4 separate regions of the Homo sapiens genome follow, and regions 2, 3 and 4 are each linked to region 1. The links are chromatin loops, found by intact Hi-C in ENCODE. Cell type or tissue: PC-9. All regions are shown on one strand. Each heading gives the region's core, and the rest is flanking DNA. Links, peaks and the distances in the headings are about the cores only. Region 1 holds the start of LOC105373059 (a long non-coding RNA gene). Region 2 has its middle 17 kb from the start of RTL6. Region 3 holds the start of LINC01656 (long intergenic non-protein coding RNA 1656). Region 4 has its middle 24 kb from the start of SHISAL1.

What was found. Peaks named below come from ENCODE experiments on the same cell type or tissue, not always from the same donor. Only the 100,000 strongest peaks of a DNase experiment are listed, where the experiment ranks them.
Region 2: it touches region 1 in a loop (2.3-fold over the local background); 5 of 110 quality-filtered maps call a loop at or near these places.
Region 3: a loop joins it to region 1, with 3 times the contacts of the local background. A loop is called at or near these places in 5 of 110 quality-filtered maps.
Region 4: it touches region 1 in a loop (4-fold over the local background); 6 of 110 quality-filtered maps call a loop at or near these places.

The regions. Positions count from the first base shown.
Region 1 is chr22:44,547,140-44,554,414 of GRCh38, reverse strand. It overlaps LOC105373059 (a long non-coding RNA gene), which reads left to right and starts at 4,805. Exons shown (of 3, transcript XR_938300.2): 1 at 4,805-5,003. RefSeq lists an enhancer at 3,437-3,964. In PC-9, for the core only: no CTCF peak of the experiment used is centred there; DNase peaks (open chromatin) are centred at 2,974 and 3,614; H3K4me3 peaks cover 1,859 bases; H3K27ac peaks cover 3,562 bases.
Region 2 is chr22:44,478,049-44,485,323 of GRCh38, reverse strand. It overlaps the pseudogene MRPS18CP6. Among named protein-coding and RNA genes, the nearest start is that of RTL6, 17 kb to the left of the region's middle. In PC-9, for the core only: no CTCF peak of the experiment used is centred there; DNase peaks (open chromatin) are centred at 2,313 and 2,813; H3K27ac peaks cover 2,381 bases.
Region 3 is chr22:44,442,149-44,449,423 of GRCh38, reverse strand. It overlaps LINC01656 (long intergenic non-protein coding RNA 1656), which reads right to left and starts at 6,097. Exons shown (of 3, transcript NR_109966.1): 1 at 6,023-6,097; 2 at 5,633-5,782; 3 at 4,636-5,040. RefSeq lists enhancers at 1-577, 757-1,420, 4,038-4,767, 4,768-5,497. In PC-9, for the core only: CTCF peaks have their summits at 4,272 and 4,484 (motif pointing right); DNase peaks (open chromatin) are centred at 2,763, 3,543 and 3,893; H3K4me3 peaks cover 1,170 bases; H3K27ac peaks cover 3,101 bases.
Region 4 is chr22:44,333,772-44,341,046 of GRCh38, reverse strand. No RefSeq gene overlaps it. Among named protein-coding and RNA genes, the nearest start is that of SHISAL1, 24 kb to the right of the region's middle. RefSeq lists enhancers at 1,953-2,716, 2,717-3,480. In PC-9, for the core only: a CTCF peak has its summit at 4,692 (motif pointing left); DNase peaks (open chromatin) are centred at 2,606 and 3,206; H3K27ac peaks cover 363 bases.

The sequences.
Region 1 (7,275 bases), core at 1,052-6,051:
AGTATTATATAAACTGGGAAACGTTGCCCAGATCCATCAGGCAGCTACAGCCTGAGGAAACGTATTTCTTAAATAATAAGACTTGAAAGTCAAAATGACTCCTTGATCCATGGGCTGCAGAATGGATGAAGTGTTTTGTTTGTTTGTTTGTTTTTGAGACGGAGTCTCACTCTGTCGCCCAGGCTGGAGTGCAGTGGCACAATCTCGGCTCACTGCAAGCTCTGCCTCCTAGGTTCATGCCATTCTCCTGCCTCAGCCTCCCGAGTAGCTGGGACTACAGGCACCTGCCACCACTCCTGGCTATTTTTTTCTGTATTTTTAGTAGAGACGGGGTTTCCTTGTGTTAGCCAGGATGGTCTCGATCTCCTGACCTCATGATCCGCCTGTCTCGGCCTCCCAAAGTGCTGGGATTACAGGCGTGAGCCACCGTGCCTGGCTGGATGAAGTGTTAGCAGGCATGAAAACAACATTCTTCTTATACATCTCCATCAGAGCTCTTGGGTGACCAGATGCAGAGTCAATGAACAGTACTATTTTGAAAGGAATCTTTTTCTGAGGAGTAGGTCTCAACAGTGGGCTTCAAATATGTAGCAAGCCATTCTGTAAACAGATGTGCTGTCACCAGGCTTTGTTGTTCCATGTATAGAGCACACAGGCAAAGTAGATATAGCATCCTTCTTCTTCTTTTTTTTTTTTTTTTTGAGACGGAGTCTCTCTCTGTTGCCTAGGCTAGAGTGTAATGGCGTGATCTCGGCTCATCGCAACCCCCGCCTCCCGGGTTCAAGCAATTCTCCTGCCTCAGCCTCCCCAGTAGCTGGGACTACAGGTCCCTGCCACCATGCCTGGCTAATTTTTGTATTTTTAGCAGAGACGGGGTTTCACCATGTTGGCCAGGCTCATCCCGAACTCCTGACCTCAGGTGATCTGCCCACCTCGGCCTCCCAAAGTGCTGGGATTACAGCTGTGAGCCACCGCACCCGGCTGGTATAGCATCATTCTTAAGGGTCCTAGAATTTTCAAGGTTTTCAGAATCGCAAATTAACATTGGCTTCTACTTAAAGTCACCAGCTTCACTAGCCCCTCGCAAGAGAGTCGATCTGTCCTCTGAAGCTTCAAAGCTAACCATTGACTTCTCTTCTCTAGCTATACACTAGATGACATTTTCTTCCAATAGAAGGCTATTTTATTTACATTGGAAATCAGTTGTTTAGTGTAGCCACCTGCATCGATGATCTCAGCTGGATCTTCTGGATAACTTGCTGCAGCTACTCCATCAGCACTTGCTGCTCCACGTTATGCTTTTACGTTAAGGAGACGGCCTCTTTCCTTAACATGCTGTGGCTGCTGGGATCTGCCAATCCACGTCACTCAAATTTCACATCAGCAAGAAGGCTGTTTCAATTTCTTAGCATTCTATGTTCACTGGAGTAGCACTTTTTTTTTTTGTTTGTTTCCGGAGAGGAGTCTCACTGTGTCAACCAGGCTTGAGTGCAGTGGTGCAATCTCAGCTCACTGCAACCTTCACTTCCCAAGTTCAAGCGATCCTCCCGCCTCTGCCTCCCAAGTAGCTGGGATTACAGGCATGCGCCACCAGGCCCAGCTAATTTTTGTATTTTTAGTAGAGACAGGGTTTCACCGTGTTGGCCAGGCTGGTCTCGAACTCCTGACCTCAGGTGATCCACCCACCTCGTCCTTCCAAAGTGCTAGGATTACAGGTGTGAGCCATTGTGCCCGGCTTGGAGTAGCACTTTTAATTTCCTTCAATAACTTTTTCTTGGCCGGGCACGGTGGCTCACACCTGTAATCCCAGCACTTTGGGAGGCTGAGGCAGGCGAATCACCTGAGGTCAGTAGTTCAAGACCAGCCTGGCCAACAGGTGAAACTCCATCTCTACTAAAAATACAAAAATTAGCCTGGCGTGGTGGCACGTGCCTGTAATCTCAGCTACTTGGGAGGCAGAGGCAGGAGAATCGCTTGAACCTGGGAAGTAGAGGTTGCAATGAGCTGAGATCGCTCCACTGCACTCCAGCCTGGGCAACAGAGTGAGACTTTTTCTTTGCATTCACAATCTGGCTAACTGGCTCAAGAGCCCCAGCTTTTGGCCTGTCTCAAGCTTTTCACATGCCTTCCTCACCAAGCTTAGCCATTTCTAACTTTTGATTTAAAGGGAGGGATGTGGACTCCTCCTTTCATTGAAAACTTAAAGGCCATTGTAAGGTTATAATTGGCCTATTTTTAATATTACTGTGTCCCAGGGAATAAAGAGGCCTGAGGAGAGGAAGAGAGACAAGGGAAAGATGGGTGGGCGGAACCCTTAGAGAACACACGATATTCCTCCATTAAGTTTGCCGTGGTTTTTGGCGCCCCAAAACAATGACAATAGCAATGCCAGGGATCACCAAAGGCATAGTCACCACACTAGACAAGGAATCCAGCTGCAGTGCTTGCTTTGGGCAGAGGAAATACCGGATGAATACAGGAGAGGAGGCCCTACACACCAGGCACAGCCATGTGAGCGGTGGTGGAAGGGAAGGGGGTCAGTTAGGAGTACTCACACTTTATGCTGTTGTTACTAACATTTTCAATCACATTAACCAATTATTATTATGATTATTTAGAAGGAATTTTGCTCTTATCGCCCAGGCTGGAGTGCAATGGTGTGATCTCGGCTCACTGCAACCTCCGCCTCCCAGGTTCAAGTGATTCTCCTGCCTCAGCCTCTCGAATAGCTGGGATTACAGGCACCTGCCACCACGCCCAGCTAATTTTTGTATTTTTAGTAGAGATGGGGTTTCACCATGTTGGCCAGGCTGGTCTTGAACCCCTAACCTCAGATGATCCACCTGTCTCAGCCTCTCAAAGTGCTGGGATTACAGGCATGAGCCACCACGCCCGGCCCCCATATTAACCAATTATCATTTCCTTCTTCCATTCCCCTGCTATCTCACATAAGCTGTGTTCATCGTGACTGGCCTTACGTCTTGATACTTAAGTCACAGGATGTCAAAGAGGGAGTGACTCAGCCAGAAGGGGGATTGCCCCCTTCGCAGATGGAGAAAGTCTCTTTTTGAGGCTGGGAGGGTAGAAGGTTAGTGCACTTTCGATTTTAATAAGGAACAGTTGCATCGTGTGAGGAAGCAGCCTGATTTCATTGCTGTCTTTATTAGGAAGTTAAATATAGTGAGAAGGGGTTTGTTTAGATGGCAGGCTGACAACTCGCGGGCTGTTGGCAGGCAAAAGCAAGCAGGCTGCGCTCCTCTGAGCGACTTTGTGATCGGAGATGGGGAGAGACCGCTGCACAGGTGCTCCGTGAGTTCCAGGGTGTCCGCACTCTTCCTCACCCTGGGTCCTGCTCATGCTCCCCACCGTTGACCCTGCTGCCCCGACAGTGGCCCTGGGCTTCCCCACAGAGGTGGCAGCTGCAGAGGCAGCAGCTCCTGCAGCCTCTTGGCCAGACCTCCCCCGGCGCCCTGACCCGTGCAGCTGGATGTGCGTGACTTTCTCATGACTTTCCTGCAAGCTCCGAGCTGGCCTCCTGCCCCAGGCTTCAGGAGGGCTGGCTGCTGAGTCTTTCCTGACTCTCCCGCTCCCCTCCTCCCCAGCTCCGCTCCCCTGCTCTTCCTAGGATTGTGCAAGGTCTCATTCCTATGATGGGCCCCTCCTCCCACAATGCTCATTGTGGCTTCTCTTCCTGGACTGAACTGGGCCTAGGATAACCACTCAAGCCACTGATCAGCTAGGAGAGTAGAATAAAGATATTTCGAGGCTGGGCACGGTGGCGCACACCCGTAATCCCAGCACTTTCGGAGGCCAAGGCAGGCAGATCACGAGGTCAAGAGATCAAGACCATCCTGGCCAACATGGTGAAACCCCGTCTCTACTAAAAATACAAAAATTAGCTGGACGTGGGCCAGGCGCGGTGGCTCACGCCTGTAATCCCAGCACTTTGGGAGGCAGGTGGATCACGAGGTCAGGAGATCAAGACCATCCTGGCTAACACGGTGAAACCCCGTCTCTACTAAAAATACAAAAAAAAAAAAAAAAAAAAAAAAAGCCAGGTGTGGTGGCAGGCGCCTGTAGTCCTAGCTACTCGGGAGGCTGAGGCAGGAGAATGGCGTGAACCCGGGAGGCAGAGGTTGCAGTGAGCCAAGATTACGCCACTGCACTCTAGCCTGGGCGACAGAGTGATACGCTGTCTCAAAAAAAAAAAAAAAAAAAAAATTAGCTGGGCGTGGTGTTGTGCTCTTGTAGTCCCAGCTACTCGGGAGGCTGAGGCAGGAGAATCGCTTGAACCTGGGAGGCAGAGACTGCAGTGAGCCAAGATTGTTCCATTGCACTCCAGCCTGGCAACAGAGCGATACTCCTTCTCAAAAAAAAAAAAAAGATATTTCGAGTTTTGCAATATAGCAAACACTTTGTATGGGCTTGTATGACAATGGATATAGGACAATGGACACAGACACTCCCACTCAGGAAAGAGGAGAAGGAGCATCTGGGGCACCAGCTTGCACCGAGGCACTGTGGACCACAGTCTGGCGAGAGCCTGAGCCTGCTGGGGGCCCCAGGGGAGAGCTTCGAGAAGGGAATGCTTCGAGGGGTAGACAATTGATAGGGAGTTTGGTAACAGGAACTTGGGAACAAGCTAAGAACAAAACAAAGCAAAGAATATTAACTTCAGAAAGACAAAATGTTGTTTAAGGAAGTGTACATAGCATAGTGTACTCTGCGATCAGCTGTGAATAGCATTTTCATAGTCATTGCGATGTGAACACTGATGATTGATTCTTTTTCTTTTCTTTTTCAGCCTGAGTTTCACCCTGTCACCCAGGGTGGAGTGCAGTGGTACTATCTCGGCTCTCGGCAACCTCTGCTCCTGGGTTCAAGCGATTCTCCTGACCCTGTCAGGGTGAAGGAAGGGGAGACCCTGTTGGCATCACAAGAGAATCTGGGTCAAGCCATGCCTGAAGCTGGTCAATCCAGGGCCCTCTGCATTTTAGGAGCCAGTAAGTTGCACTTTTTCCTTAAGTCAGTTTGAGCTGGGTTCTGACCTGGTCGGTAACAGACATCACACTGCATTCTTGCATCAACTCGGCAAGTCGCCACCTGATCTCTAATTTACTGCTGTGGGGAGTGAAGGTGGGGAAGGAGAGGGTCAACGTCTGCTCCCTCCTGTCTCTGTGATCCTCAGATATGAGTTACGGCCTGGGGCCCGAGCCGGGCTCTCACTGCCTTGAGGCCCATGGTCCTCACTGCTGACCACCTCTGTGTTTCTCCTTTCTCTAAGAAGCCCGTTGGTGGGAGAAGCCACCCTTGTTCTCAGGCAGACACCTGCAGATCGCTCAGCCTCAGTTGCTTTCAATCCCAGCAAGAGAGGCCTACCGCTCAGAAGTTTTCTTTGCCATGAGTGGAACTTCAGATTTTTTCTGTAAACCTGTGAAGCAGCTCAGCTTCACAGAGAACTCCAAACTCTCACGCCTCTGTGTGACCTTGACCAAGTTCATTAACCTCTCTGTGTTTTACTTTTCCCATCTGTAAAATAAAGTGGGTGGATTAGACCAGCACTATAATAGACATGGAATTTGAGCCACATACAGAGTTTGTGGCTAAAGTTTTCTAGCAGCCACGTTTAGAAAAGAAATAGGTAAAAGTATTTTAATAATACATTTTATTTAACTCAATATATCCAAAATATTGGTACAACATGGACTCTAGATGAGTTGTTAAAGAGACATTTTGCAATTTATTTTATTTTATTTTTTTGACATGGAGTTTTGCTCTTGTCACCCAGGCTGGAATGCAATGGTGAGATCTCGGCTCACTGCAACCTCCGCCTCCCAGGTTCAAGCGATTCTCCTGCCTCAGCCTCCCGAATAGCTGAGATTACAGGCATGCACCACCACGCCCAGCTAATTTTGTATTTTTAGTAGACACGGGGTTTCTCCATGTTGGTCAGGCTGGTCTCCAACTCCCGACCTCAGGTGATCTGCCCGCCTCAGCCTCCCAAAGTGCTGGGATTATAGGGTGAGCCACCACACCCGGCCACAGTTGCTTGCTTTCTCACGAAAGGTTTAACACAAGCCGGTAACTCTCCTGGGTGGTGTCCTCCATACAGTGACTCAGGGACCCAGCCAGGCCACTTTCATGTTCTCCAGTGAGGAGGAGGAGGAGGAGAGAGCTGGGCATGGCCTGGCTGTGCAGACCACCCTATCCCATTGGGCAGAGCTCAGGAACATGGCCCTACCTTAGTGCAAGGGGGGCTGCGGGTCAGAGTCTTCCTCGGACCTGGGAAGATGAGCGATGCTTCCAGTGAATGGTTTTGTCCGCCTCAGGGCCCTTGCCCATTCTCTCCCCTCTGCTTGGAATGTTCTTCCTTTCCCTTTTCTGGGGATTAAGTTCTGCTTATCTCTGGTGGGATGCAGTGGCTTACGCCTGTAATCCCAGCACTTTGGGAGGTGGAGGCGGGTGGATGAGTCAGGAGTTCGAGACCAGCCTGGCCAACATGGTGAAACTCCGTCTCTACTAAAAATACAAAACGTAGCTAGGCATGGTGGTGCCTGTAATCCCAGCTGCTTGGGAGGCTGAGGCAGGAGAATCACTTGAACCCAGGAGGCAGAGGTTGCAGTGAACCGAGATCACCCCACTGCACTCCAGCCTGGGTGACAGAGCAAGGTTTCATCTCAAAAAAAAAAAGGAAAAAAATTCTGCTTGTCTCAGATCAAATGTCACTTCCTCAGGGAGGGCAGGGGCCTGGGAGCCAGGCAGGGCTGGGTCCTGCAGGCGCAGTTACCCACCACCCATGGCAGGCAGCAGCAGGAGCTTGGGCTTTACCCCTGACCTGGACAACGGAACTGAAGGGTTTCCGGGGCCTGCGGGAGGTACAAGGATGGGATTTGCATTTGAAACCAACCTCTTGGGCTGGATGGAGAGCCGATACTGATACCTCTATTTTTAAGAAAGGCCAACTCTCTTGGTGCCCTGAGCAAAGCAAAACTCTGCGTGATGCCAACTTTGATGAACAATCTCGTCTCCATTGAAATATTTTACCCACGTGCCCAGGAAAAGGCTGATACGTTATTCAGCCTCACAGCTGCCAGGGCAGAGGGGCCCCCGGCTGTTTCCTCATGAGCTGCCTTTGCTAGGCCAGGGCCCGAAGAGGAGCCCAGGGAGGCCGGCGCTTTCAGGGAGCAGAGATCGAGGCAGCCTTGAGTCTTCTCGGCTTCTCAGCCAAGGGCCTGAGCCCGGTCACTTCTTTCATGTTTATGGAGCTTAATGAAT
Region 2 (7,275 bases), core at 795-5,794, 69 kb after region 1:
AGAAACCAAAACCCCCCAAAAAACACCAGGTGTGAGTCCTTACGTGCAGAAGATGGGACTGTGGGAGTGATCTGTCCGGGGGCTACCATGGAGGCTTGGTGGTAAGTACTGTTTTCTCCTTCATAGGAGAAAGCTAGGGGAGAGTGGGCTTTGAGAACTTCATGTAGGTTGAAGGCACCTCTGAGATGGGGACAAGTGCATTCTGGTCATGTCTGGTTGGCCAGTGGACTCCCCACCTGCCTTCATCCCATGAACCATGGGTTAAGGGACTCAGAGGGAGAGGAGGTTTCTCATTCAAGGGGAGCCAGCATCAACCCCTTTAGTTTCCTTTTCCAGAATCTATGGAAGCTGGATCCCCACCCTCCAGTTGCCTGCTGCCCCAGGAAGGTGGATGAGACAGGGAACCACGGTGTTGTGGGATCCCCATGGTGGGGAGCACACAAGAATTCATGCATCAGAGCACTGCGGTGTGACCACCACCAGCCAGGGCCAGCCAGGAGAGGAGGCCAGGTGAAATCATGGACCAGAGCCACCTGGGAGGGCCCAGGTGGGAGCCGACATCTTCTCATGCTCAGCGGTGGATGGGAAAGTGGGAGAGGCCACCACCCTGCCAGGGCCCTCTCCCTGCGCCCTCTCTGAGCCATCCCAACACGTGAATAAACACAGCCTGGTGAGGCAAACAGTTTCGTTGAGTCCAGAGGGGCCCTTTCCCGCTCCTCCAAGCCGCAAGAGCCACAGAGAACTCTGGCCACAAGTCTTGAATTGTGTTTGAGCTGAACATTCTTTAGAAATAGACAGGGCTTAGTCTTAAACACCAAGAGGCTGTTCTAAAGACGAAAATGAAAAGAAAACCAGCTGGGCGCGGTGGCTCACCCCTGTAATCCCAGCACTTTGGGAGGCCGAGGCGGGCGGATCACGAGGTCAGGAGATCGAGACCATCCTGGCTAACACGGTGAAACCCTGTCTCTACTAAAAAATACAAAAAAAATTAGCTGGGCGTGGTGGCGGGCGCCTGTAGTCCCAGCTACTGGGGAGGCTGAGGCAGGAGAATGGCTGGAACCCGGGAGGTGGAGCTTGCAGTGAGCAGAGATCACGCCACTGCACTCCAGCCTGGGAGACAGAGCGAGACTCCTTTTCAACAAAAAAAAAAAAAAAAAAAAAAAAAAAGAAAATGAGAAGAAAACCTTGGAATCTGGCCAAGATGTCATTAAGGGACCTCCTACCTAGCAGGAAAGAGAGCTTCAACAGATCCCATATGGATTGGAGTTGGCAAGAAATAAAATTGCGTCTATTTATAGTCTCAACAAGTTGAGGTTCCTCAATAAACTCGTTACACATAATTCACTTAAATTATGAAAATCACAAACAACAAAGCTATTAAATAGGAAAAGAAGAGAAGACACTGGTGCCGTCAGTGCTGAGGGAGCTTTTAGGGCATGGAGAGTGGAGTGTGAGAGCGAAGTACCCTTAGCATGCCAGCTACCCCGAGCCATCTAGAAGAAACTTTTGTATCTGAATGAGAAAAACAACTCAAATAATGCACTGCACTCCAGCCTGGGTGACAAGGGCAAGACTCTGTCTCAAACAGAAAAAAGAAAAAAAGAATTGTATCTTGTGTGGAAAGCGTGTAGATGATAAGAATGTACAGCTCTTGTCCCACTTTATTTCTCCATTTACTGGAGGCATTTATGGAAGGTACATTATAGGTCTTTGTGGGAAGAAACAGAAAGAAATCACAGAAGCAATTAAGAGAGCTCAAATAATGGGATTTATGCCAGTTACATACAAGGATCTGCATATCTCAAGGACCCTAAAGTTTGTAATATCAGATGTTGGGAATAAATTCTATCACGTTACCACCAATAAACTTATTTTACAGTTAAAAAAAATTCAGATGGGGTCTTGCTGTGTTGCCCAGGTTGATCTCAAACTCCTGGCCTTAAGCAATCCTCACACCCAGGCCTCCCGAAGTGCTGGGATTACAGGTGTGAGCCATCACGCCCAGCCTCAAATTTCATTTATTTTCTTTCTTTTTTTTTTGAGACGGAGTTTTGCTCTTGTCGCCCAAGCTAGAGTGCAATGGTGCGATCTCGGCTCACTGCAACCTCTACCTCCCGGGTTCAAGTGATTCTCCTGCCTCAGCCTCCCAAGTAGCTGGGATTACAGGTGCAAACCATCATGCTTGGCTAATTTCTGTATTTTTAGTAGAGATGGGGTTTCACCATTTTGGCCAGGCTGGTCTCAAATTCCTGACCTCAGATGATTCACCCACCTCGGCCTCTCAAAGTGCCGGGATTACAGGCATAAGCCACTGCGCCTGGCCCTCAAGTTTCTTAAGATGAAAACTATCTTTTGTTTCTATTCCCCAGAAGCTATGGATCTTTGTGGGCCTTGGGAGGATTTCCTGCCCTTCCCCCAGTGGCCTGGAGCTCTTGTTTTATATAAGTGAAGGGTCTGGGAAAAGGTGTTGTTTTTCATGTTTGTGCATCAAAGAAGTGGCAGCTTTTGATGCTGTCCTGCCTGTCTCCAATATTCCCAGTGAGCACTCAGAGGAGGGAAAGAGTTTGTAGGGGACTGAGATGACCTCCGCTAGGGTCTGGATTCCCACTTATTCCAGAGGGTCACAGTATCCCATATTCAGCCCATAGGAATTTGTTACTATTTTAGCCATTTGCTCCTTTTCTGTCTTTCCAGCAGCCCTATGTTTTCTCATGCTCTGCTAACAGCGCCACAATTCATGTGCCTTGTCTTATCTCTCCTCGATGGGGCTGGGCACTATTTGGAATTTACTTCCTTGTAATCTTAGCTCTCTCATGGGCTCAAGAAAAATTCCAGTTTTGTACCTTTACTCACCGTTAGGTTAGGAGTGGTGTTCTTTTGTGGCTTTCTACATGCTAAGCCTCAGCTGACTTTTTAAAAACAATTAAGAGGCTGGGCACGGTGGCTCACGCCTGTAATCCCAGCACTTTGGGAGGCCAAGGCAGGTGCATCACTTGAGGTCAGGAGTTTGAGACCAGCCTGGCCAACGTGGTGAAACCCCGTCTCTACTAAAAATACAAAATATTAGTTGAGTGTGGTGGTGGGTGCCTGTAATCCCAGCTACTTGGGAGGCTGAGGCAGGAGGATCCCTTGAACCCAGAAGGTGGAGGTTGCAGTCAGCTGAGATCACACCACTGCACTCCAGCCTGGGTGACAGAGAGAGACTCTCTCAAAAAAAAAAAAAAAAAAAAAAAGGCCAGTCGCGGTGGCTCATGCCTGTAATCCTAGCACTTTGGGAGGCCGAGACAGGTGGATCACGAGGTCAGGAGTTTGAGACCATCCTGACTAACACGGTGAAACCCCGTCTCTACTAAAAATACAAAAAATTAGCCGGGCGTGGTGGTGGGTGCCTGTAGTCCCAGCTACTCGGGAGGCTGAGGCAGGAGAATGGCGTGAACCCTGGAGGCGGAGTTTGCAGTGAGCCGAGATCGCGCCACTGCACTCCAGCCTGGGCGGGACTCTGTCTCAAGAAAAAAAAAAAAAAAGCAATACAGTATAACAACTATTTACATAGCATTGACATGGCATCAGGTATTATAAGTAATCTAGAGATGATTTAAAGTATACTGGAGGGTGTGTGTCAGTTATATGCAAATACTGCACCATTAAGTAAGGGACCTGAGCATCTTCAGATTCTGTGGGGGTGGAGGTGTGTCCTGGAACCAACCCTGCAGATACCAAGGGAAGATCGCACTGCATGTAAATACACATGCTCCGTTGAAGGTTGTACACACTCATGTGGCTGTGCAACTGCAGGGTCACTGTGGAGAGGAAGTGCTCTCTGACATTTGTCTCCTTCCAGTTTCAACCCTGTTCCACAATCAAGTTTTGTATTTTCCTTCAAACAGGTCTTATACATCTCTTGTTATAGCTACTTAGTTTAATTTTATCACATTTACCTTGACAGTCTCTATCTGACTCGTGCTGGGTTTTGTCCTTTTTTCCTGTGACTCTACTTCTCAATTATTCATGATCTAGCTAGATAAACATGTCCTTGGCAGATAAGAGTGTCTGTCTCTCCTGCTTGAGGAAGCTCACTCCCTCAACTTATTAAGTCTAATTGACTGGAATTTCTGGCACTGGGTACCAGAGATGGGAAATAGCATTTTTTTCCCAGATAAGCTACTTCTGCTTTAATCATTTGGGGAGGGAACAGAAACCTGTCCATTTCATGGAGATTTTCTAATTGATCAGCATAGAACCGTGCGTAGTTTCATCTCAGGCTTTGAGAATCCTCTCTGCATTGATCACACCCTCTTTCTTCTGCTTAATTTAATCTGTTTTCTTTTTTTTATTGATTAGATTTGTCAGAGACTAACTGTTGAACTTATTTATTTTTAAAGCATCAGCTGTTGGTTTAAAGTATTCTCTCAGTTTTCTTTCTTATTCATTAATTTCTCATTACAGTTTCACCATTTCTTCTTCCAATGCCAGCAGCTCCTAATAAGTGAGGAAGGAGCCACATTTTAATTTACACATTACAAAATACGCTTCTTAGATTGTCACCGGTGTCAGTAAGAAACCGTGTTCCACAGCAATGAAACCTGGGAAGTAATGGATTAAGTAAATTTCCCTGCTTCTTTTTTTTTTTTTTTTTCCTGAGAAATTTTCTCAGAATGTGAAAAGGGCCAATGTCCATTTAGGATGTCTAAGGAAATTTAGCTTAAGTTCCTCTTAAACTAGTTAATTAGAATATGCTTCTCTGTCTTCTTTTTTTTTTTTTTTTGAGACAGATTCTTGTGCTATTGCTCAGGCTGGAGTGCAGTGGCGTGATCTCGGCTCACTGCAAGCTCTGCCTCCCCAGTTCAGGCCATTCTGTTGGCTCAGCCTCCCAAGTACCTGGGACTACAGGCGCCACCATGCCCGGCTAATATTTTGTATTTTTAGTAGAGACGGGGTTTCACTGTGTTAGCCAGGATGGTCTCGAACTCCTGACCTTGTGATCCGCCCACCTCGGCCTCCCAAAGTGCTGGGATTACAGACATGAGCCACCCCGCCCAGCCGCTTCTCTGGTCTTCTTTTAGGCCTAAGATGCCTCAGAATTCATGCTGGGAAATGCATTCCACACGGTCGATTGTTACTTTTGATATGGCCAGTTTTCGCTCGTGTCTCTCTGTGTCTCTGTCTCTGTCTCTCTCTCCTTCTCTCTCTCTCTTTCCCCCAAACCTATCTGAGATCATCTTGGATCCATGTCTGCCACGTCCAGGTATCATCCAGATGTTTGAGAAACGTCTCTTCTAGCATAATGATGATGATGATGGTGATTATGGTGATAATGATGATGGTGATGATGGCGATGATGATAATGATGATGGTGATGATGGTGATGATGGTGATGTTGATGATGGTGATGATGGTGATGATGATGATGGTGATGGTGGTGATGATGGTGATGGTGATGATGGTGGTGATGACACTCCTGTATAGCCTCTGATGGTTTACAGAGTTTGTAATACGTAGGCTGCTCAAGTTACACAGTTCAAAGGAGGGGGTAATAACAGCACTTCACTCAAGAGGTTTATTGCAAATGCTCAGGAAGTGTTTGGCTCAGTGTGAAGTGCCCAGTGGGTTACATAGGAAGTGAATGACTGTGAGGGGTGGAGCCCAGATTCAAACCCAAGCAGTGTGGCTCCAAGATCATGCTTTCCTCATTTTTAGAACAGAATTGTAGCCTTCTACTCATTATCTTTCCTTAAATGGACCCTCATGCAAGTCTAACATGTGTGTGGCTGAGTAATCGTTAAAGCATTAATTAGCATTTTTTAATCATGTATTTTTTCTCCTATCTCTCAGGTGAGCACTGTGCAGTCAAGCTTCTTTTTTTTTCTTTTTCTTTTTTTTGAAATGAAGTCTAATTTTCTCACCCAGGCTGGAGTGCAGTGTCACGATCTCGGCTCACTGCAACCTCCGCCTCTCGGGTTCAAGGGATTCTCCTACCTCAACCTCCCAAGTAGCTAGGATTACAGGCACCCACCACCATGTCCAGCTAATTTTTGTGTTTTTAGTAGAGACGGGGTTTCACCATGTTGGCCAGGCTGGTCTCAAACTCCTGACCTCAGGCCATTCACCTGCCTCAGCTCCCCAAAGTGCTGGGATTAGAGGCGTGAGCCATGTAATCCCACTGAGTCTGGCTCAGTCAGGCTTCTCTAGTTACAGGTAGAAGGGAAGGGTGTGGTGGGCAAGAGGCAGAAAATTCCCAGGAACACTTTCTGGCTTTTGTTCAAAATCCAAGTTCAGAGAGAGAAGAGGCTTCCCCTGGTAGAAGAAGAGTGATTGGGAAGAAACAAGAAGGGAATTAGGAAACCCATACACTGGAAAGACATTCCCCAGGAGGGAAGGTGAGGACAGAACTGAGAGCAGAGGGGTCCTGAGCCCTGTCACCAGGCAGAGCTCCTGCAGGGGGTGGATTTCGCGAGACGCGCTTTGTGGCCCTTCAAGTGATGACGGGCTACAGAGTTCAGACCCACCATTTCTCTGAAGATAAGGAAACAGATGCACAGAAGATTTTAAGATCTTCCTAGAAACATCGAAGAGTGACGAGATAGTGAGTAAAATCCGAGAAGGAAATTCAGAAAGGTGAAGCCTGCATTTGGGGCGCCTTCTCCCCAGAGAGCATTAGCTGATCTGGAAGAGGAAAGTCAGAGGCCAGGCAGCACTTTTGACAGCCTCACAGGGTGACGGGGACAATCACTGGTGTCCAGAGCCTGCCAAGCAAGGCTGGGGGCCCTGGCAGACATCCCTGACCCCATATTTAGGGTTGGGTTCCAAAAGGGTGTATATTAAGTATAAAGAGTACATTGGAATAAAACCAGCTCTTTCATGTCCTATAGCTTAGCTTCCAGTAACCAGGGTAGTGCCAAAAATCTCAATCCCTGAAACTGGATTAAGGTAAATCTAGAATGCCCAAGCACCTGGAGAAGGAAAGAAAATTCTCTCTGGAAGAAGATAAAGTCATCTTGGCCTCAAATTATTATTATTATTTTGGAGACAGGGTCTCACTCTGTCACCCAGGCTGGAGAGCAGTGTTACTGCAGCCTCAACTCACTGCAGCCTTGACCTCCCAGGCTCAGTGATCCTTTCACCTCAGCCTCCCAAGTAGCTGAGACTACAAGCATGGGCCATCATGCCCGGATAATTTTGTAAATTCTTTGTAGCAACAGGGTTCTGCTGTGTTGCCCATGCTGGTCGTGAAGTCCTGGGCTCAAGAAATCCTCCTGATTCAGCTTCCCAAAGTGC
Region 3 (7,275 bases), core at 1,671-6,670, 110 kb after region 1:
TGGCCCAGGCTGCTCCAGCCGATCTCGGGGCCGATCACCGGAGTGCAAACCTCAAGGGCACTCTTAAGGCCTTTGGTCACATGGCATTCACTTGATTCCATTGGCCAAAGTAAGTGACTTACCAGGATGGACAGGGTGCGGAGTGCCCTCTAACCACGCGGGAAGGAGGTCCTGTACTTCATCACCCAGTGGTGGAGCAGGAATTTGAACCCAAGCCTGACTCAGAAGGCCTTGGCACCATCGGCCTCTCATCTGAGGTCATGTGCAAGGGCCCTGGCTCGGGGATCCATGGATGACTGCCCTTCTGCCCACCGTCTCTCAGAGGCATTGCTGACAGGTCAGGGGGCGGGTAGACTGGAGCAACAGAAAGCACGGGGCTGACCCTCAAACACAGTCGGTACTACGGGTCCCTGCGAGGCTCTGGCCTGACTTTGTATGGAGGCTGTCCCACGCCCCTGTGTGGCTTGGGTTCCTGACCTCTTTGAACCTCATTCTACACTTCTGTAGCGTGGGGATCACAGTCCTACTTAGGTTATTGGGCTGTGCTGAGAATTAAGTAGGATAACACGTGGCAGCCTTTTTGAAACAGCTTTTGCCATCCTGCAGGGCTTCATAACTCCCCAGCTGGGTCCAGCCTTGACATTTACATAGAACTGTCTTATCCATAAAATTGCACCTGGTTCCCACAACAGCCCTCTGGGGAGGTATTCCTTTCTCCATTATGCAAATAATGAGATTTCGGCTCAGAGAGTATGAATCATTAGCCAAAGACGTGGCTCTGGCAGCAACAGCCCCCAGGCCTGTCTTACCCCGAGAGGGGATGCCCCATCTCCACCCCAGCCAACAGAGCGGAGGGCACATGCGTGCAGAGGAGGGGCAACAGTGTCCTCTTCTTCAAGGAGTCCAGCTCAGTCTGCAGGGCCACACATCCACACGACTTGGACGCCCTCCATGTCCTGGGGAACGTGTGAGTCAGAATGCCTGGGAGACGAGAATGCAGGCCAGGGCTCCCTGGGAGTCCGGACGGCAGGGCTGTCTGCATGGGCGGTGAAGTACGGTGCCTGCAACCACTTTGTTCATTCATTTTTTTCATTCATTCAGATGTCCACGGAGCATGGCCCCTGTGCCTGGTCCAAAGCCAGGGTCTCAGGAGTTATATCAGACAGGGACCCTGTACCCGGCCAGCTATCGGAACCTTAGCACAAATGAGACCTCAGAGCACAGCGTCCTCACAAGTAGTCATCAGTCTCAACTCACCTTCCCACCAGTGATGGGGGGGCTCACTCCCTTGCAAACCAGCCCCTCCCAGGACTAGACACCTCTGCTGTGAAAACATTCTTTTCTTTTTCCTCCCCTCCCCTCCCCTCCCCTCCCCTCCCCTCCCCTTCCCTTCCCTTCCCTCTTTTTTTTCTTTTCTTTTTTTAAAAAAGTGTGGCTGGCCACGGTGGCTCATGCCTGTAATCCCAGCACTTTGGGAGGCCGAGGTGGGCAGATCACGAGGTCAGGAGATCGAGACCATCCTGGCTAACACAGTGAAACCCCGTCTCTACTAAAAATACAAAAACTTTAGCCAGGTGTGGTGGCGGGCACCTGTAGTCCCAGCTACTGGGGAGGCTGAGGCAGGAGAATGGCGTGAACCCGGGAGGTGGAGCTTGCAGTGAGCCGAGATTGCGCCACTGCACTCCAGCCTGGGCGACAGAGCGAGACTCCATCTCAAAAACAAAAAAAAGTTTCATTGTGTTTGTTTTACTGTTACAAACAGTGCTCCCAGAAACATCTGGGATGTGTCTCCTGGTGTACATGGGCAGGAGATTCTCTAAAAAATGTTGAAGGGGCCGGGCGCGGAGGCTCACGCCTGTAATCCCAGCACTTTGGGAGGCTGAGGCGGGTGGATCACAAGGTCAGGAGTTTGAGACCCGTCTGGCCAACATAGTGAAACCCCGTCTCTACTAAAAATACAAAAATTAGCCCTGTGTGGTGGTGTGCGCCTATAATCGCAGCTACTAGGGAGGCTGAGGCAGGAGAATTGTGTGAACCCAGGAGGCTGAGGTTGCAGTACTCCAGCCCGAGCGACAGTTCGAGACTCCATCTCAAAAGAAAACAAAAAAAAAAATGTTGAAGGGAACTAACTACGAGTGCTCATCTTCACATTTACTAGATAATGCCAAATTGTTTTCAAAGTAATCACACCAATTTACACAATGACCATTTTATTAATTTCTACAAATTCTATTTGATTCTATTTCAAATCTTCTTGGTTATTTTATTTTATTTATTTTTTAGAAACAGAGTCTTGCTCCATTGCCCAGGCTGGAGTATGTGGTGTGATCACGGCTCACTGCAGCCTCAAACTCCTGGGCTCAAGCAATCTTCCCACCTCAGCCTCCCAGGCAACTGGGACTACAGGCAAGCACCACTATGCCCTATTAATTTTGAAATTTTTTATGGAGATGAGGTCTTGACATGTGGTCCAGACTGGTCTTGAACTGCTAGCCTCAAGTGATCCTCCCGCCTCAGCTTTCCAAAGTGCTGGGATTACTGGCGTGAGCCACCATGCCTGGTCCATTTTTAGAATCTCTTGTTCCCAACTCATATTTTGAACTCTCCTCTTTTTTGTGTCTTTAATTGTAGTAAACAGACTTATTTTACATTCCTCATCTGATAATTCTGCTATCTGGGGACTCTGTGGATCTGATTCAGCTAGGTGAGGTTTGTGCTGGTTCTTACTCATGGTGCCCTGTTTCCTCGTGTGTTTAGTGACTCTCAGCTGTAAGATGCTCCTGTGGTTGGAATGTCACCTTAATTGCTCCAGGGGGATTTGCATTTGTTTGTGAGAAGTCTAGAGAAAGCCATTTTCATCTAAATTCTCAGCCTGAGGTTTTTGCACACAGAACTGGAAGTGTCAATTGTCCCTATGAACTTGTTTGAGGGCTGGCTTGTGGTCATAAATCTTCAGGGGTAATTTTCCCATGCCATTTATGAAAGTCTTGGTAATACACCAGGGCACAAACTAGACCCATTCCTTGCCATCCTAGGTTTCCAAGGCTCATTTCAGGTCACCATGGTTAGCTGGTGACAGACACAGAGGCTTTCATGAGCATCTGAATGATGGCAGTACGGCTTACCATTTATTGCATCTGAACCTTAGTGGGTGCTGGGCATATGATACTCACTTATTTGTCAGCACAATAATCCTATGAAGTAGGTATAAGTATTATCCTGTCCATTTTACAGATGAAGAAACTGAAGTTAAAAAGGGATATCTTTATCCTCAAGGATATCTTGCCCAAGATCCCCCAGCTGGCCGGCCTGCGTACATGGGCGCTCTTGGACTCTGGGCCTTCTGCACTGAGCTTTTGTGGGTTTGGTGTTTATTTCTGTTATTGTTATATTTTTCTGGCACCATCAGGGGCTTGAGTCCCCGCTGCGCGATCGTTTGCTGCAGTCCCCGGTTCAGACCGCACAAAGCCCCTCCCTGGCGGAGCATGCTTGTCCCTCACCGTGTCGATGAGTCGTGACTCATGCTACCTTTGCTCTGAATTTAGAGGCAGGGAAAGGCGAGGGAGGAGGAACACCTCGAGCAAAATGCCATTTCGTGTTGGCAGCCAGGCAAGGCAGCCTCTGTCTGCCCAACCGATAGACAGCGGTGGAGTTCTGGGTACAAGCTAAGGATAAAGTTAACATGGGCAGGGGGGAAAAATGCCCTCTTCCAGAACAGACAGCTGGGTCCCAGCAATTCATGCTCCCTGGCTTCCTCCACTGCATGCCATTTGCACGTCCTGGCTGGAGACACGCTTACTCCAGCCTCTCCTGGGGTCAAAGAGGGGGTCATCTGCCTGGCGCGCTGCCTGACACAGAGCAACATCAGGGGCTAATCAGGGGCCGGCAGGTCATTGGCCTAAAATTCTCCTGAGCAGCAGGGTTCCTGAGTGTCTCACCCTGTGCACCTGGAGCCAGTGTGACAAACGGGCCCCTCGGCTATGCCGCCCTCCCACCTCAGCCCACACAGCCTGCCGTCCCTCAGCCTCTGATTCCCGTGCCCGGGGCTGGGTGGTGCTGGGGACACAGAGGAGCCAGCCCCCTGCACTGCCTTTTGGGAGTTCCACAGTCTGGTGGGAACTCGGGCACAGACAGAGATAGTGCAGCTGTAGTGTGGGAGCTCCGTCTGGAAGAGGGCAAGGAGGGCTTCCTGGAGGGGGTGTCAAAGAATAGGTAGCATGAGTAGAAGGAGTAGATTCTCTCTCCCTCTGAACCTGGTTAATTCCTTCCTGACCTTCAGATCCCGGCTCAAACATCACCTCCTCCAGGAAGCCTTCCCTGATCTCACCCACCTGGAATTCACTGTAACAGATGGAAGGGCCCTGCCCCTCTTCTTCCAGGCCCCACTAGCCTGAGCTCCAGGAGGCAGGGACCACATGAGCTTCAGCCCCTGGAGACCCCCCTAGCATCCAGCAGGAGGCAGCATACCGATTATGGGTGCAGGCTCCGTCACTGCCTAACAGCATGGCAAGGAGCTTAGCCTCTCTGGGCCTCTGTTTCCTCTCCTGTAAGATGGGGTTACAAGAGGGCCACCCCCTAGGCCTATTGTGAGACTTCATGGGTAACAGAGGTTGAGGCTGGAGGATAAGGCAAGTGTCTGAAACACGTTAGCGATGTTTATTTACTAGACTAGTGCCTGGCTCAGAGCATGGGCTCTGTAGACACTGGTAGAATACATGCACGGTGCCTTGCTCACTTCATTTATTTATGATCTTCCTCCCTCCCTGGTCTGTGGGCCCTGCGAGAGCAGGGCCGGTGCATTCTCGGTGCCCAGCACAGCCGGCCTGTCATCAGTGCTGCGGGAGGGACAGGAGGGGTACCTGCAGTGAGGCACAGGCCACGCCCCCTGCACGCCGACTGGGTTAATCCTCTACGGCTCAGGGTCCTGCAGGTGACCAAGGTGGAGCTGGGATTTGAAGCCGAGCCTCTGACTCCCAAAGCCAGACGGGTCTAGGTTGTTCTGCTCATTCCAAGCCGGGCCACCGCCTGTATCAGGTTCTCCTGCAATGTTGACGTCAGAAGCCTCTTCATTTACTTGGGGGCCATTACATTAGCAGTGAGGATAACATTACTAAGGTGCACCAAGGGCGGGCCGTGTTCCCTTAGCCTGGCTTTGTTTAAGCCTCCCAGTAATCTGGGGAGAAAAAGTAGGAGAAGGACCGGAATCTTCCATGCAGTGGGCACCCGCCACCCACCAGTCTCCATGAAGATGCCCCATCACCCCCAGGATCTCATTGGAGGCTCACAAAGCGGTTTGTCTGACTACTACTGGAAGCCTGGAAGCACTCACAATACCAGGGCTTGGAAAGCAGCCGACAGAATCATGCATGTGCATGTACACACATGCATGTGTGTGAGTGTGTGTGCACACATGAGCACATATGTGCATGTGTCTGTGTGTGTGCATATGTGCGTGTATGTGCGCAGACACCACCAGCCTCCCTTTGCAGGGGTGCAGTACTGGAGGACCGAGAGGGGCCACACATGCATGCGGCTGGTGGGGGCTGAGCTGAGCATTTCTGTCACTTTCTCCTTCTGGTGACTGTTCCCCTCCCCAGAACAGGAGTCTGGCTCCAGGTACAGCTAGGCCCACCTTGCTTCTCACTGGGGACTGGGACTAGTCAGCCTTGGAGTAACATGACAGGCTCCAGGGTTCCAGTTCCTCGCCATCCTGGCCCCGCAGAGAGACTTCAACTCCAGGAGGATTCTGGACTTTTCTGACAACCCCGGAGACAGCACCTTCCTTCCACAGCCCCAAGAACAGAAAAAAAAAATAGCGCAGACAAAAAAAATAGTTCAGAGAGCCAGTTTCCCCAGCAGGATTCTAAAGGGAAGTTTCATGGCCACCACCGGGGAAGGGAGTTCCTTCCTCCAGGACTGGCCTGAGGCCCTTTCCCCTGCCCTCCCTGCTCCCACCACCTCCCTCTCACTCCCTGCCGCCCTCTGCCTCTTGTATCTCCTCAGCTACCCCTTTCCTTCCTACCCGCCCTTCCCCAGGAGTGGGTGACAGTCCTGGTGGCTGTGTCCTCTGGGCTTGCTGGGCCCACCTTCTCCTTGTGGTCCTGGTCCTGACCCTGCAGCCACCCAGGCAAAGGAGGCCGCCTCGCCCTGTCTGTCATCTAAGGGCCCTCTGGGTGGTCACGTCACCCTGTCACCTGCCTCCAGACCGAGGCCACACAGTGCAGGGTCATGTTTCAGTTCTCATCTCCCAGCGAAATTATCTCAATTTCTTGGAGCCTGCTCCAGAATTGCTTTTCTCTAAACCCTCATTACCGAGAACACAGTCTTAGATGCTATGTACTTCTCAGGCGTCCTCAAAGAAGCCCCTGAATTACATGCGAGCTGCCCCTGGCAGGTCCCCACTCAGGGCGGCCACTTTGCTGTCAACAGCAGAGCTGGCGAGAGGAGGTGCCTGGTGGCTCAGGGACCAGAACGTGCGGCTCTCAGATAAATTGAGTTTTGCAACTGAACTGTCTAATTCCTCGAGGAAATTGTCAAACCATGTCCACGGAAATCCTGGTAAATCTTAGAAGTGGCTGCTAGAGGCTAAAAGTCAGAGACACCAAAGGTTATTAGGAAAATTACTCCTCCTGGTGCTGGGGGTGTTGGGGAGAGGCACAGTTTGAAGCAAGGGCTGATGGCTGCGGAGGAGGCATGGCTGGGGGAGGGCAGGGGCTGGAGGCTGTGGCCTGTTCTGTGGGGCCATTGTGGCTGGCATTTCCCAGGGTGTGGCTCCCAGGCCTGTCCATCACACCTGCCCCCCCAGTGCTGCTGGTCCCATTTGCTCTCCCTCCTATGGTAATTCAGAACAAATAGAGCTGAACCCAGCAGGTTCCTCCCGATGCCAACCCTGCTGGCATATCATCTCTGCCACTCAGGAGGCAAGATCTCCAGGCATGTGGAGGTGCTGGGGCCTGGACCCCAGGGTGCAGAACTGACCGTTAACAAGAAAGAACCGCCAGGAGGGGACACCAAGGCATGAGGATCCGGGAGTCCCCAGGATGGGAGGAGGGAGGTGCTGGGCCCTGGGATGGAGAGAGACTGACCCCCCACCCACTCCCATCTCAGCAATGTCTACGCGCCCGCATCATGCTCAGGGGTCCCCAGACTAAGGAAGCCCCGCCCACACTCCTCGCATTGTGCCTCTGCCTCTCTCAGCCGGGCCTCTGGGAGTGTTGTCTACACTCCCCGTCCACCCTACCTCACCCATAGGGAAGGCTTCGCTTCCGTCACTCA
Region 4 (7,275 bases), core at 1,569-6,568, 210 kb after region 1:
TGGCACAACCTCTCTGAGAAGAGGGTAGCACCTGACCCTATTCCCTGCATGGATGCAAGGCATGAGCAGGTGTGGAGGGCGCTCAGTGAACTTCAGGGACTCCCGCACACACCAAAGATCCTGCCTGTCATCGTGTTTGTTATTATTATTACTGCATTACTCTGGGGCCCGCTGCAGGGTAGGCGGGGCTCTGTGCAAGTGAGGCTCATTGCTGGGTGCTCAGCTCCACCTGCCAATTGGCACCATCTAAATTCTCGCCGTCCCGGGCTGGGTTTCAGATGCCTGGCGGTAGGATGCAGTGAGCTGTGACAGCCGCCAGCTGCAGAGATGCCAAGCCCGGGTTAGACGCACAGCGCCGGGAAACAGGAGTGGATTCCGCCATTTCCCCAGATGAACCTGATGCCACAGAGCTGTGGGGAGGGGTTGAGCATCTGAGCTATGGTGGGGACCTCTCACTTCCCCTGGACAGAACCTCTGCCTCCTGTGAGCCAGCCTTGGGCTGAGGCCAGTCATCACTGTCCCCGATTTACAGAGGAGGACATGGGGCGGCAGGAGGTAGCCAGTCCATCTGGTCCAGGTCCCCAGCTGCTACGTGGGGTGCCAGGAGGCAAGCCCAGGACACAGCCACAAAGCCAGAACCAGGGCCCTCATTCACCAGCCCCTCCCCCTGCCTGAGAGCCACTGTTCCAGCCACACCTGTCTCCTCAGCTCCTTGCCTGGGAAACTGTGATATTGACTATTGACAGCACTGACAAATAGCACCTACCCCACCTTACGATGTAATGCGCATCACACGCTGAGAACAGAGCCCGGTGCTACCCGAGCGGGGCTTATCATCAGTGATCGCCTACAGATGAGGAAACTGAGGCCAGGAACAGCCTGCATCCCCGGGGTCTCTTGTGTTTCAGCTTTGGGAAGTGAAGTTGGTGCTCCCCAGTCCCCCAAGCCTCCTGGCTCCGTGTCACCTCGTAGCCGACGTCCTCCCAGTGTGCCTGGGCTGCTCGGTGGTCCCTGACCCAGGGGCATCTCCATGGGCCCTGAGCCCTAGGACTCGGGGGGACAGACAGGTCTGCACAGCAGCCTCTGGAGTCCAGGCATTTCCCTGGGAGCTCAGTCCCTTGTGAGACTCAGCTGCCCCCAGCACATAGCAGGGCCCCTGCAGCCAATCTTCTCCAAACTGATGGAGACGATGTCTTTTCTTTCCCACGTTGAATGCCCAACCATCGGGAGCTCAGACTTCATCCTGAAGGTACCCATGGAAGGTCTGTAAGCAGAGGAGTGGCGAGGTCAGGGGCTGTCCCCTCGAGGGACAGTGGAGGATGGGCTGTAAGGCTCTGCACCCCTTTAAAAAGGCAGTAGCATGAGTGGTTGCTGAGGACGTGGGTATTTCTATTGCTGCAAAATGTAACAAACTGCCACAAACTTGAACTCTTAAATCACCACCCACCTGCTGTTTCACAGTCCTGGAGGCCAGAAGTCTGCGTGGGCTCAGTGGGTTATCTGCTTAGGGTCTCACAAGGCTGACCTCAAGGTATCAGCAGGGCCGGGCCCTCGCCTGGAGGCTCCTGGGCTTATCTGGGGGTGTCAGCAGAATCCAGCTCCTTGTGGCTGTAGGACTGAGGTCCTGTGTCCTTGCTGGTGTTGGTTGGGGGCTCTTAGCTCCTCACTGCCTTGCCCTGAGACCCCTGCACCGCACTGCCTCATGCCTACCCCTCTCACCCGGGGTCTCTTGGGCCCCAGCTGCTGTCACCAGTCAGAGAAAATGCTCTGCTTTTAAAGGACTCATGTGACAAGGTCAGCTGAGCCAGATCATCTCCTCTTAAGGTTTGCTGATCAGTCACCTTTGTGACACCTGCAAAGTTCCTTTCACAGTGCAGTGTAGTTACAGGGAAACACTGGGGAGGGGGGTCATGGTGTGGCTTAGAGCTGGGCCTGCTGCATGCACTTTGTTTGCAGACAGAAGCCGCCTCTTGCCTCCTTGCCAGGCCTGGAAGAGAAACCTGTGTTTACACTTGTGACCAAGAGGCAGGTGGGCAGGCCAGAGAGGAGGAGCTGGGAGACTGTGGAACCCCCAGGGATGAGATGATGGCCTTTGGCAAACCCCACTGCTGGCATCTGTGCAGTGCATCTGGCCTGCGAGCTTCCCGGACCCCGGCACCCAGCTCACCACACCTTCCAAATCTGTGGGACCGCAGTCAGCCATGGCGATGATGCCTGCACACAGAGCAACTACTACGTACCCAGCCCCAAGCAGTCAAGACTCACAATACAGCAGCAGCCAAGATGCAGATTCAGCTCTGACCCCACAGCCAGCACCCCTAACCAGTGGGCAGCCCTTCCTCCCTGTGACCCATCCCTGTAGCCACAGGGAAGCCATGGCTTTGCTGTGACACGAGGCTCCTGTGGTCAGTTGGGAGAGCAGGAGCAGGGACAGGCAGCCAGCCAGCCTCACCCACTGGCAAAGGCACAAGGGCGGCAGTGAGCAAGCCAGCCTTACACCTCAGAGGAGGCCAGGGCTGGGAGGCAGAGGCCTGGCTGCTGGCTGGCTCCTCTTTCCCTCCCAGGATCCTGGGCTGAGTCTCCCCACCTCACGGCCTCCGCCTCCTCCCAGGTAGACAGGTGGAGTGAACACAATGCCCTCCAGGGCCCACCAAAGTGCTTCCTCCTGCCTGGAATTGATTGATAAATAAGGAAACAGAAGCTCAAAGAGGTGACAACTTGACCCCGCCCTGTCCACCCTACCCAAGGAGCAGAGCAGCCACCCAGTCCAGGGCACTGCCCAGCTTGGCCACACCCTTGCCGGAGGACTTTGAGGGGGCAGGGTGCATCGAAATCTCTCTGAGCCCTCGATTTTGAATTTAGGAAATGGGGGCTGGGGGATTGGACCCCTTGGAGGAGGAAGGGGCTGGGGGTGGTCCTTGGGAGGGTGGGGGGCTGCTCCGCAAGGAAGCGGGGGAAGGTGAGGGAACGTGTCGAGACCTGGGACCAGCTGGTCGCACCAAACCGGAGCCCCCTCACCCTGCCCGCCCCAGGGTCTTGGCCTCCAAGCACCACCCTCTCAGAAAGGAAAGAGGGTGCGATGCCTCCTGTCCCCGACTCCCGATTAAATGGCTGCAATTTTGATGTGGCAGGTGATCTTCTCGGGAAGCCTGGCTTTAAATTTAGCTCCCTCCCCAGCCAGCCCTTTGAAAAGGCTGCTCTCCACCAAGGGAGAGAGCATGAGTCATCGCCAGGCCGCCCTGTGAGCAGTCGCGTTTGCGGGGGAGCAGGCCTCCCGAAGTCAGAGAAATAGTAAATAGGGATGGAGGATGAAGCCACGACAGATGTGGGGTGTCGGGCTTGGCCTGGCACGCAGTAGGTGCCCAGAAATGGGGCAGGGGAATGTCTCCCAGGGTAGTCTGCATAGTCACCTGCACATGCCTCCTCCAGCGCAGCCGGGAGCAGAGACGCAGCAGTATTTGTTGAATGGTCCGTGGATGACAGCTTACATGCTTACATGCTCCGTCTCACTGGACTCACACAATAGCCCCCGAGCCTACGCCCTCACCTGCCTCGGCAGATGCCTGGAGGGCGGAAGGCTTAAGAGTGCTCCCCTGCCCCCAAAGATATCCGCATCCTAATCCCTGGAACCTGCCAGTGCTACCTTATACGGCAAGCAGGGAAAAAAGGACTTTGCAGAAGGGGTTGAGTGGAGGATTTTGAGATGGGGGTATTATTTGGGATGATCAGGGTGGGCCCTAATGCAATCACAGGCATCCTTATAAGAGGGAGGCAGAGGGAGCATCCGCCCCGAGGCTGTGGGAAGAGGAGTGCAGGGAGATCTGAAGATGCTGCCCTCCAAGGCCGGGTGATGCCGCCGCAAGCTGAGGGTACCACTAGAGGCTGGAAGGGGACAGGAGGCTCCTCCCCTGGAGCCTCCAGGAAGAGCGGCCCCGCGCACCCCTGGATTTTGGCCCAGGGATACCCATTTGATTTCAGACTCTGGAACTGTAAAGTGGGTGGTCATCTGGTTGGGGCAGCACAGGACACGAGTGCACAGAGAAGTGAACGGCCTTGGCCAAGGCCATACAGCTGGTGAGTGGCCAAACAGAGATCCAAACCCAAATCCATTCAGTTCCAAAGTCCACCCTTTTTCCTGCCGACCCCTCGGCCTCCTGGAAAAGCAGAAGGGATGTTGATGAGACCAAGTACCCACGAAGCGCCAAGCATTCATTTATTTTGGGTTAATCAACAGGACCATTGCCTGTTATGATCTTGTCTCTCATCTAATCCTCACATTGACCCTTTGAGGTCATTCCCATTATGCAAATGGGGAAACTGAGGCTCAGGGAGGCAAAGTAGTTTTGTCCAAGGTAGGCGAGCCCATGCCAGAGACAGAAGGTGAAGGTGCAGGGCCCTGGGAGCACTGCGGAGGGCAGCCCAGCCCAGCACATAGTGGGCCTGTCATGGGGTTATGAGGAGGCCATGGAGTGACCGCCCAGGACAGCCACCGTGCCTTGCAGGTTTGACATGGCTGGAGCTCCGGCACCTCACTGCAGAGGAGGCTGGGCAGGTGGGCTGGGCCACAGGCACAGGAAAAGGGGATGGAGTTTCATCCTGTAGGAGATGGAGTGACAGAGCCTTAACATTTGGGCCGTCACCAACCCGACAGTGAGCTTCTTTGGGGCAGGGACCTCTTCTGGTCTGTGGGTGTCCAGCACTACCTGGGACAGGCACAGAGCCCCACCCAGTGGCAGGTGAAGGGCGGAGGGAGGGAGGATGAGGGGGAGGGGCTCCACTAAATGATGACGCTTTCCACATGCCCTGAACACACCACACACACACACACATACACACACAGATACAAAGACACACACCACACAGACACACACACATCACACATACACACACAGACACAGACACACACAGCACACATACACACACCACACACAAACACTACACACACACCACACAGACACACAGAAACACACACCACACATACACAGATACACACACCGCACATACACACAGATATACAGACACACACCACACACACAGACACACACCACACACACACCATACATACACACACCACACACACAACGCATACACACAGAAACACACACCACACATACCATACACAGATACACCACACATACATACAGATACACAGACACAAACCACACATACACCACACTTACCACACATACACAGACACACATCACACATGCATGCACACACACACACCACCACACATACACGTGGAAACATGCACCGACACACTCACCATATGGAGATTCCAGACATGCGCACCCCAAAAAGGGAGATGCCTCATTCTACCACCCCCGCATGCCAACAGCCATCGCACACCCCAGCACACACAGCACACACCCCACTCATTCACACCATCCACTCACACCTCACACACACCATTCACTCACACCCTCACACACACTCACACACCACCACTCACATCTCACACAGACACAACCCACACCACTCACACCCTCACGCACACTCACATACACACTCACACACCCCCACCACACACACAAAACCACACACACCATTCACATCCTTACACACACATAGACACCACACACCACACACACTATTCACTCGCACCTCACACACATACATACACACTGGCACTCCCCACACCACACACACCCTCACACAAACCCACTCATATACACACACACGCCACATCCCCACACTACTTATACCCTCACATACAAACACACCACAGACCCCACATACAGCACACACACAGCACTCACACCTTCACACACATACACCACTCACACCCTCACACACACCCACTCATACACACACACACACCACATCCCCACACTGCTTACACCTTCACATACAAACACACCACAGGCCCCATACACAGCACTCACACCCTCACACACACACGCCACTCACACCCTCATACACCCCCCAAACACCACCACACACCATTCACTCACACCTTCACACACTCACACACACCACACACCCCACAAACCACCACACACCACTCAAACCCTCACACACATCACTCATACTCACACACACACAGCCTGAGACACACACATTGACACACATCACTCACATATACATATCACACTCGTATCTTCATATATACACACAACACACTCTGCTCACACTTTCATACACACACACATACACACACATTCACAAACACACCATACACAGCGCAGACCACACACCAACCATACCACATACACACAACGCACACATACAACACACACATTTATACTCATATACCACACATGACACACAACACACATAACATACATATATAACACACAACACACACTCTTATACACACGTACACACACAACACATACAACACACACACAGCACACACTTTCAACAGTCCTAGGTATACTCACAAACATACACATCTCACACATACCACACACACCACCACACACTATATATAACACACAGACACACCGTAAACATACATCACACACCTCATATACAGTACCACACAGACATATGACACACACAAGACACACACACCACTCACACACTCTCATATTCACACACATACCACACTCACAAAAAACACACAGCACTCACACACTCTCATATTCACACACATACCACACACACAAAACACACACCACTCATTCAGATTCTCTCATACACACATACATATTCACACATGTACCATACACCCCACACATTTAATACGCATACACAGAACACACATAGCACATGCACACACCAAACACCACATACAAATCACACATACAACACACACACACCACTCATACAACAAACACAACACACAACACACACATACACACACTATACACCACACACACAGACACCACACACACAACACACCCCATCCCAGCAACACAGGCGGCCTGCTGTGACACCCCTACACTTCCTCCCCTTGCTCAGCCCGCATCCCTCAACGCTGAGTGTCCCTGGCACTGAGAGCCTGAGACACGGTCCCTGCTAGGGCACAGATGACAGGCACCTCTCCAGCATAACAGCCAAAATCAGACGGGACAGTCTGGCAGGCACCTTCCAGCCCCGCCACCACCAGCACCGGGCACTTCTACCTGTTCCATGGCCTCTCTTGGCCTCAGTTTCCTCCGTCCCCCTCTTGGGATATTTGCCAGGCGCCAGGAGAAGTATCTCATGGGCCCAGTCTCATTTAGTCCTCGAGACACTCTATGCGGGAGGCAGTGCTGTGACCTCTTTAGGAAAGAGAACTGACGTTCAGGGAGCTTCTGTGCCGTGCCCAAGGCCACCTGGCCAATTAGG